Linked DNA regions of Homo sapiens: region 2 is linked to region 1. Evidence: read pairs that join two places in POLR2A ChIA-PET (ENCODE). Cell type or tissue: Caco-2. All regions are shown on one strand.

Evidence for each region. ChIA-PET counts read pairs that join two places held together with the same protein. Peaks named below come from ENCODE experiments on the same cell type or tissue, not always from the same donor. Only the 100,000 strongest peaks of a DNase experiment are listed, where the experiment ranks them.
Region 2: POLR2A ChIA-PET joins it to region 1 with 10 read pairs; 4 of 35 experiments call an interaction of 5 or more read pairs at or near these places.

The regions. Positions count from the first base shown.
Region 1 is chr17:43,772,304-43,777,303 of GRCh38, forward strand. DUSP3 (dual specificity phosphatase 3) reads right to left here. Exons shown (of 3, transcript NM_004090.4): 2 at 2,409-2,635. Among named protein-coding and RNA genes, the nearest start is that of DUSP3, 4.2 kb to the right of the region's middle. In Caco-2, no CTCF peak of the experiment used is centred here; no DNase peak of the experiment used is centred here.
Region 2 is chr17:43,560,928-43,565,927 of GRCh38, forward strand. No RefSeq gene overlaps it. Among named protein-coding and RNA genes, the nearest start is that of ETV4, 17 kb to the left of the region's middle. In Caco-2, no CTCF peak of the experiment used is centred here; a DNase peak (open chromatin) is centred at 1,970.

The DNA of each region.
Region 1 (5,000 bases):
ATGCCCGAAATATTCAGAGTGGGGCTTCCCCTGCCCCACCCTAGGAATGAGACCCTCTGCAGAGCAGCCACCTTACCATCTAGAACATACTCTGCATGCCCAGTGCACACAGAGCCTACTGGGAAAGGGGCCAGTTCAACCTCCCATTCCTCTAGGCTCAGCCCAGATGCCACCTCCTCCATGAAGCTGTTTTCCCAGCTAGAAGTGACTGCTCCCTCTTGAGTACCCTCAGCCATCCCACCCAGCTCTCAGTGATGGGTCCCTGGGCCCCACACACTGTTGGAGGCCAGCATGTTTCTGTTGACTCACTTCGCCACTCATTCTTAGAAGCATTTATACTTGGCATTAGAGCCCATGGAATTCTTCATCACTTGCTCATTCATCATTTGCAGTGTACCTACTATGTGCCTGATGCTACATCAGGTGCTAAGGAGACAGACAAGGAACAAAGTAGACCCAGCCTGAGGGCAGGCTTCATGGAAGAGAGGACACCATGCCAAGGACAAGGTGGAGTTTGCCAGAGGAAGGGGTAGGGAGAGGCAGAGAGAACTTTTCAGACTAAAGACCCAGCACACCTGGACTGAGACAGGTCAAAAAAAGGGCGTGTTCCTAGTTGTTTGGAAAGAGGAAACAAAGTCAGAGAGCTTGAAATTCCCTGAATGAATAACCAATTGCTATTATACGAGAACAACAAAATCCTTCCCCTTCGCCCAGCCTATGTTTACACAGGGTGAGGAACTCAGTACAGCTGGAGTGGAGGAGGTGAGCAGGGTTGGGGGGTGACAGTGACCAGGAAGGACCATGAGGGGCCTGTCAGCAAAGTCTGCAGATACTCCACAGTAAAGCTTCTCTCTGAGCCCTGAGCGTTCACTGTCCAGTGGTCTAGAAAATTCTGTTTACTGGAAATCATTCAGACAGTGAGCCTGCTGGGCCCAAGAGTCATCAGTGTAGTACAGCCAAGGCTGTTCACACCTCATGGGGGTCCCCTCCGCTGGGAGGGTTTGGGGTGGGGAGAGACGAAGAGGTAAAGGGAGGAGCTGAGAGAAACAGCTAAAAGCAGAAAGGGAGAAAGGGCAAGTGGCCCAGCCTGCTCAGCTGATGTCTGCTTTGTGGCCTTCTAGGGTTTCTTGCTGGAATGCCTTGGTGACTGCCAGCGCCTTGGTAGTTCTCCTTCAGTCTTATCTTATATTTGGGGGCTGCAGGAAGTGTTTCGTAAGTGGCTGGAAGATTTGGCCAGGGGGGCTGTGGTTTGCTGACTGCCAACCTAAGCTGACCGCAGCTACCCCTTTTCTCCTTGCCAGGCAATCACGTGAATCTCTAGCCAATGAGATGTGAGGGGTATTTCTGGGAAATGTTTTACTTGTTCTTAAAGAGAGAGACTGGGCATGGTGGCACGTGCTTGTAGTCCCAGCTACTCAGGAGGCTGAGGTGAGAGGACTGCTTGAGCCCAGGAGTTGGAGACCAGTCTAGACAACATAGCAAGACCCTGTCTCTTTAAAAAAGAGAGAGAGAGTGGCCAGGCGCGGTGGCTCATGCCTGTAATCCCAGCACTTTGGGAGGCAGAGGGAGGCGGATCACCTGAGGTCAGGAGTTGGAGACCAGCCTGACCAACATGGTGAAACCCCATCTCTACTAAAAATACAAAATTAGCCAGGCGTGGGGGCGCATGCCTGTAATCCCAGCTACTTGGGAGGCTGAGGCGGGAGGCTGAGGCAGGAGAATCGCTTGAACCTGGGAGGTGGAGGTTGCGGTGAGCCAAGATCGCGCCATTGCTCTTCAGCCTGGGCAACAAGAGTGAAACTCCATCTAAAAAAAAAAAAAAAAAAAAAAAAGGAGAGAGAGAAGAGGAAAAAAAAGAGTGGGAAGAGATGGCTGCAGGGCCTCATCTGCTGTACTTTGTCCTGCTTGGATGTGGTGACTGGATCCCATCTTGGGACCATGACGGGAGCACCCAACACTGAGGTGGCAGAAGAGAGAAAGGGAAAGGGCCTGGTCCAGAGGCCACCATGGAGCTGCTGAATCAAGCAGCCCCTTAATCAACCAGCCCCCATGCTCCTTCACCTCAGGACTTCTTGCCATGCACATTAACACATTAACACATCTTCCTCATCGTTACAGCTGTTTGAATGGGGGACGTGTAAGCAACTGGAAACCAACCTCCAGCCAAAGTGCAGTCAAACGCGAGGACCCTGGGGCTGCCATGGTGTGAATGAGTTGCACATCCTGTGACACACGGGGCCACTTGACAGCCAGCCAGGTGAGCAGAGAGAGACCTACAGCTCTGTCGTTCACCCCAGAAGATGGGAAACAAGGGAGTTTCTAAGAAGAGACCTGTTGTGGGCCTGTTTTCCAGAGGGACAGTCCAGTCAGAGCTGCCTCCCATCTTTTCCTGGTGGGAGGTCCCTTACCATTCTTTTGAGCCAAAGCCTGGTCAATGAAGTCGGCAGCCCTTTCAAAGTAAGCGCTGAGGTTGAACTCCTGTGTGTCGTTGGCCTTGATGCCCAGGTATGTGATGCCGGAGTCCTTGTAGAAGTTGGCATTGGTGTTGACGTGCATGAAGGACCTGCCCTCAGCCGCGTTCAGCACATGGGTGATGCCTAGTTTCTGCAGCTTGGGGATGTCCTGAGCCACAGACCTGGACAGGAGACAGTGGTGGGGATGATTAACCAACCAAATGGCAGCCCCAGGGGGAGGAAGATGGAGAAGGATTTAAGCCTCTTAGCAAAGCAAGGAAACCCTCCATGCTCTGGCCCCTGCCAGCTTCTCCTGCCTCATCTTATGACCTCTTCCCTCACTCTGGCCATATCGAATTGCCAGCAGCTTCCCCAAATAGACTGGTGGTTTCATAGCCATGCTGTCCCCTCTGTCTGGAATGCTCTTTCCCACCTTCTCTGGAGAAATGCGCCCTCTCATCTTTCACACCCTCCGCAGTGTTTGTCTCCCCTCCATTCCATTTGGCCCCATGCTCCCTAAGCTGTGGTGGGGGTGTACATAGCCAACTGGTTACAGATGGGCTCTGGAACCAGACTAACTGGGTCTGCATCCTGCCCAGGTACTAGCCAGGCAACCTTAAGCAAGCCATTTAACCTTTCTGTGCCTCAGTTTCCCTCTCTGTAAAATGGGGATAACAGTGCCTTCTCCTTGAGGTTGTTATGAGTATTAAATGGGCTATTCCATTGACAGAGCTGGACACGGTAGTGAGCACTATGATTCTAATGCTTGATTGTGCTTCTGTGTTTAGACATCCAGACTGTGAGCTCCTTGAGAGAGGAACCATGTCTGCTTTAAGTCTGTTTCCCCACCATCTGCTATAGTACCTGCTACATAGTAGGTGCTGAATAAATAAGCGGTGAATGAGTGCAAAAGAATAAATTTGTCACGTACCAGGCAGCCCCCTCCCTGCCCCCAGAGGGATCCTACCTGCCACATTCCACTGGCTACGTTTCCAAAGCTCTTTTGGGTGATTTAGTACTTGGGGAGTAAGTGGCCCCAACAGAACTATGGGAGGTTACAAAATAATTTATCTAAGGTCGGGTGCAGTGGCTCACACCTGTAATCCCAGCACTCTGGGAAGCCGAGGCAGGTGGATCACCTGTCAGGAGTTCGGGACCAGCCTGGCCAACATGGTGAAACCCCGTCTCTACTAAAAATACAAAAGTGAGCCGGGTGTGGTGGTACATGCCTGTAATCCCAGCTACTCTGGGATTACAGAGGCTGAGACAGGAGAATCACTTGAACCCGGGAGGTGGAGGTTGCAGTGTGCTGAGATTGTGCTATTGCACTCTAGCCTGGGTGACAGAGTGAGACTCCGTCTCGAAAAATAAAATAAAATAAAATAAAAATAATAATTGGTCTGAATGGTGAAAAGGCCCCTTTATTTCATCTCACAAAACATCCCAGTCCAAATAGCAGTTTATACTTTATAAAATGCCACCTCCTGTGTGATCTTGCTTGCCCACTGCGAGCAGCCCTGTGAGGAACAAGGATGGCAATATCCCTGCTTAACAGAGCTTGAACTCAGGCCCAACAGGATGAGCAGAGGGATGGGCACAGGCCCCGTGTGCTGCTGGTGGCAGATCTGGGAGAAGACCTCCTTTCTCCCGACATCCAGCCCTGCTCTATCTTCCACCTCACTCTGCCCCTCATGCCCACATCTGCTGCAAAACCCCCAAGGCCTGGCACATGTGGCTCACACAGGCTCTGGCTCTGCCTTGTGAGGACGTGGCTGCGGCCCTGATTTTGTTAAGGGAATGGAGCCCAAATCCTCTTGGTGCTTGGTGCTCACTGATCCTCCCTGTTGAGGAACCCCCACACCCCTGGCCAAGTCAAGGTCAGAGGTGCTTAGAGGGCAAGGGATGTATTTTCTACAGTGGCCATCAGCAATTGCCACTCTGGCTACACCAGACGTGTACAACCTTGGTTTCCACTTGGGAAGTGATGACAGCTGAATGGCCAACCTGCCCAAGCAAGCGGGATTCCTGAGGCTAACAAGGCCTGCTTGCTGCTTGGTGCAAGAGGAAGGGTGTCTCTAGAGCTTTCCAATTCCTGAAGCCTTTGGCTGACACTGTGGGACTCTGTTTATTCCTGCTTAGGACACCGCGCAAGACTGTGAAGCAGTGGCTGATAGAAAAAAACACTTTGAAGAGTCACTCCCATTCATCTCCCTTCTCTAATACTTTTTTTTTTTGAGATGGAGTTTCGCTCTTGTTGCCCAGTTGGAGTGCAACGGTACGATCTTGGCTCACTGTAACCTCCACCTCCCGTGTTCAAACGATTCTCCTGCCTCAGCCTCCGGAGTAGCTGGGATCACAGGCGCCAGGCACCATGCCCAGCTAATTTTTGTATTTTTAGTAGAGACAGGGTTTCACCATGTTGGTCAGGCTGGTCTCGAACTGCTGACCTCAGGTGACCCACCCGCCTCGGCCTCCCAAAGTGCTGGGATTACAGGCGTGAGCCATCGTGCCAGGCCTCTAATACTATTAATAATTCAACATTCAAAA
Region 2 (5,000 bases), 210 kb before region 1:
TCTATATTATTGTACCAAAACCTGGAGGCTCAGAAAGGTTAAGTGACTTGCCTGACTCACACAGCCAAGAATGGCAGTTGGAGCTTGAATGCCTGTGAACTTCTGTCTAGTGTATCAGTAGATTCAATGGACTGAAAACAGGAGACCTGAGGTCTGACCCAGACACCCATGTCCAGAGGCGCAGGGCAAGGAGGCAGAGGCTCAGTTGAGGAATCCTAGTTCCTGATAACAGAGATGACAGCTAAAGTCAGAGAAAGGAAGTTAAGAAAGAAAGGGATTGCTGGTGGTGAAGCTCTGGCTTCTCTATGCCTAGTGGCTGTTGATTCAAGATGCCCTCTGTGGCCGAACCTTTGGGGTCAGGTGAGGAGGAGGATAGGGCCTTAATTTAGACAGAACCCTTGGGCCCCTGCCTTCCAGTGGAAATACCAGGGTAATGGAAACTGCAAATAGGTGTTATACCTGGGGTTTCAACTAGGGTTCCAAACAGGAATATTCCTGGGGCTGGGGTAGAGGGAGGAGGTAGTTAGTAATTATTTCCATTTTATTCATTTATTGAGCAATTGCTACATGCCAGGCACTGTGTTAGGAGATGAGAATACAGGGTCAACGACAGTCAAGAACAACAGCAAATCTTTCATCGTTCATCATGTGCCAGGCTAAATGTTTTGCATGTGCTACTCATTTATTCCACATCATATATGTGTACAGCGTAGAGAAGTTTCTTTCTAACTTCTCTGTTAGAAAGTTTCTAAGTGTCTGGGCGCAGTGGCTCACGCCTGTAATCCCAGCACTTTGGGAGGCCGAGGTGGGTGAATAAACTGAGGTCAGGAGTTCGAGACCATCCTGGCCAACATGGAGAAACCCTGTCTCTACTAAAAATACAAAATTCGCCAGGCGTGGTGGCGCATGCTTATAGTCCCAGCTACTCGGGAGGCTGAGGCAGAAGAATCGCTTGAACCTGGGAGGCGGAGGTTGTGGTGAGCTGAGATGGCACCATTGCACTTCAGCCTGGGCAACAAGAGCGAAACTCCTTCTCAAAAAAAAAAAAAAAAAAAAGAAAGAAAAGAAAGTTTCCCAAAGTCACAGAGCTAGTGAATAGCAAGGGGAGTCAATGAGTAAGCTCAGGCCAGCAACCCTGCAAATCAGATCTCTCTCCAGCAGAGGTGTGCTCTGAGTGTCCCAGGGATTTGAGAGAGGGGCTCTGCTTGGGGAAGTGGGGAGGCAGCATTTGAGCCAGTCCTCATGGGATGAATGAAATTTCTTCCTAGGAGAGGGGAGAAGGTTCCAGGTTTAAAGAAGCAGCATTTGCCAAGGTGTAGGAGCCAGAAAGGAAATCCTAGGGGAGAGACAAATTTGGGGGTAGTCCTCAAAATTCCTACCCTCAGGCTAGGGAGTGTGAGCATTTTGAAGACCTTGTTTAGGAGCTTGTATTATATCCTATAGATCATGGGAGTCACTGGGGTCGGGGGCAGGGTGGCGGAGCATGGGTAGGTTAAAGCAATTCTGACTGAATCAGACCCTAGGCAAGAGGAAGGAGGTCACTGCCTTGGAATCTTCAAGAGTCGCTCATCCCTGATCCTGTCCCCCTTTTGCCACATAAGATGTGATGCCATCACTCAACTCATCATTCACCAACAAGCTATGGGGCCTGGAACCTTTCTATGCCTCAGTTTCCTCATCTGTAAAACGGCAATACTAGTAGTACCTGCCTCAGAGACCTGGGTGTGCAGGTAAATTGAGATGCTCTAGGGAAGCTCAGGCTTTCAGTAAGGGATCAATAAAGGCTAGTTCCTGTTATCAGATGTTACCTCCCCACCCTGTCCCGGGTCCAGTCAGCATCTCGAAGTCCTGACTCTCAGGAATGCCCCCACTCCGCCTACCAGTCTGATCTAAATCCCTCTGCTGCAGATGGAGCCCAGCTTCCCTGACAGCCTTTCAGGACGGGAAGCTCCATGTTTAGTGTTCCCCACCCTCGTCCAGCCTCTCTAATCTCAGCTCTTCCCTTTCCCCTCCCCTGTGATTATCATAAACCCTCTCGAGTTAGGCAGGCTTGGCTGGGCCCCATGCCCCTTTGAAGTCCCAAGCCAGGTTCCCAGCCTCACACACTGACTTCTGAGAAAGCTGCTTCCCATCAAATCCTGCCGCCAAAAAGACTCTCCTCTTAGGTATTCCTGCCAACTCCGTTTTATAATCTCCGTGCCGGGGAGGGAGGACAGTTCAGGCACTTTGTCTGCAGGAAGGAAGCAATTAAATTATTAGCACTTTGAGAAATTAAACGACATAACTTACGGCGGAATAAGTTTAGCCAAAAAAAAAAAAAAACCTTGTAATGTGAGAAAACAATTAAAAAGAATTATATAAGGTTGGGCTCGCTCCTTTATTGCAATAGAGTTAGCAGTTCATTGATTATCGTCCTGTTATAATGCAGCAGGATGGTGCGGGCTGCTGCGGAGGCAGCGACATTCAGGAAGCAAAGCGCTTAGTTGGGTCCTGCAAGAAGAAGAGGTGGGGGAGCTGAAAGGTTTTCCTGGAGGGCAAGGGGGAGGGGAGAGTGGGGTCAGAGGAGGATCACCAAAGCAGCAGCTCTTCTTCCCTTCTCCCTGCTCCTGCCTTGGTAGACATGGAAAAGAGCTAGTCAATTTCAGCAGTTTGTCAGTTGCTGGGGCAGTCAATTCCCTGTGCCCAAAAGATTCTTTTCCTAGGTATTCATCCAGTGAAATGTTCACACGGCTCCATAAGGAGATGTGGATGAGGATGATCAGAGCAGCCTCATAGGAGGCACCCTGGGTGTCCCTCACTGGGAGAGTGGAAAGGTCAAGTGGGTGGAAGCACCAAGGGGCGCCAGGTAGCAGCAAGAAGCACTGACGCCTGTACACAGAGCCCCGCGATAGATCTCAAAAACGTAGTGCTCCGCAACAGCAAAAAATACAAATTCTCTCTACCCGCAACGACATAGGGGAGTCTCCCAGACAAGTTGAGCAAAAGAAGCAAGACATGAAAGACAGGTACGATTCCATGCAGAGGAAGTTCAAGAAAAAATTCAATGAATGGGTGGAGATGGGAGCTGGAAGAGTGGGTACCTCAGGCAGGGAAGGGGGCAGTTTATTGACTGTGAAGGGACACAAGGGAAACTTGGCTGGGGTACTGGAAATGTTCTATATTTTGATCTCGGTGATGATTACACAGATGTATATGTAGGCTAAAAATCGAGTTTCATATTTCAGATCAGTGCACATTACTCACTTTACCGTATATATGTTATACCTCAACAGGAAAGGAAAGAGCAAACAAATGTTGTAGAGGAAAAAAATTGTAGGAAACAAAATATATAACACAATGCTATTTATGTAAATAAACCCCATGCCTACGAAATAACTACCCATCCTGAAAGAACTCAGCAAACAGATTGGGTGCAGTGGCTCATGCCTATAATCCCAGCACTTTGGGATGCTGAGGTGGGGTGATCGCTTGAGCCCAGGAGTTCAAGACCAGCCTGGACAACACAGTGAGACCCCATCTCTACAAAAAAATGAAAAAAATTACAGTGGCATGTCCTTGTAGTCCCAGCAAGTTAGGAGGCTGAGGTGAGAGGATTGCTTGAGCCCATGAGGTCAAGGCTGCAGTGAACTCTGATCTCACCAGTTCACTCCAGCCTGGGTGACAGAGAAGACCCTGTCTCAAAAAAAAAAAAAAAAAAAAAGGGAATGTATGAATGAATGAAACCAAGAGCAGGGCACTACACAGACCAGTTATGACAACAGGCCATGAACGGAGAGTATGGTAGACTCAACCCTCTCCTTCCGAAGTAGAAGCTTGTAGAAAAAGTGCTAATTAATCATATCAGGAGGTCTTTGGGCTGGGTGTGGTATGTGTAGGGTGTTGGGGCATTTTGATCTGGGGAGTGAGTGTAGATTCAGTCACTGATGCCTACCAGGAGGAAAGGGAGGTACAGATCTAGCATTTGTAAACTTCTCTGCAGTTTGCAAAGCAATGCCATGTCTACCACCTCAGAGAGCCTCACATAGGGTGTTTCCTGGAGGGAGTGAACTGGAGCCAGCCCGCCTGCTACCACCCCAAGATGGGTTTCCCTGGCAGGTGATCTAACCTCTCTGCATCTGGGCCATGGGGATGATAAAAAGAATGTCTAGAGTGAGAGGGGAGTTAGAACACAGTTTAGAGAAGGGGTCAGCCACCTTTTTCTTCTCTTTTCTTTTTTGAGACAGAGTTTCGCTCCTGTCACCCAGGCTGGAGTCCAATGGTGCGATCTTGGCTCACTGCAACCTCCGCCTCCTGGGTTCAAGTGATTCTCCTGCCTCAGCCTTCGGAGTAGCTGGGATTACAGGTGCCCGCCACTGCGCCCAGCTAATTTTTGTACTTTTAGTGGAGATAGGGTTTCACTATGTTGGCCAGGCTGGTCTTGAACTCCTAACCTCAGGTGATCCACCCGCCTTAGCCTCCTAAAGTGCTGGGATTACAGGCACGACCCACTGTGCCCGGCCCAGCCACCTTTTTCTATAGAAGGTCAGGTGGTAAATATTTTAGCCTTTGAGGGCCATAAGGTCTCTGTCATACCTACTCTGGAAGCAGCCATAGATGTAAATGAATGAGCATGACTGTGTTCCAACAAAATTTTATTTATGGACACGGACATTTGAATTTCATGTAATTTTCATATGTCACAAAGTATTATTCCTTTTTTTAACTTTTAGGTTCAGGGGTACATGTGCAGGTTTGTTATATAGGTAAACTTGTGTCACGGGGTTTTGTTGTACAGATTATTTCATCACCTAGGTACTAAGCCCAGTACCCAATATTTGTTTATTTATTTATTTTTTTAGAAATAGGGTCAGCCGGGTATGGTGGCTCACGTCTGTAATCCGAACACTTTGGGAGGCCAAGGTGGGCAGATCACTTGAGGTAAGGAGTTTGAGACCAGCCTGGCCAACATGGTGAAAATCCATCTCTACTGAAAATACAAAAATTAGCCAGGTGTGGTGGCA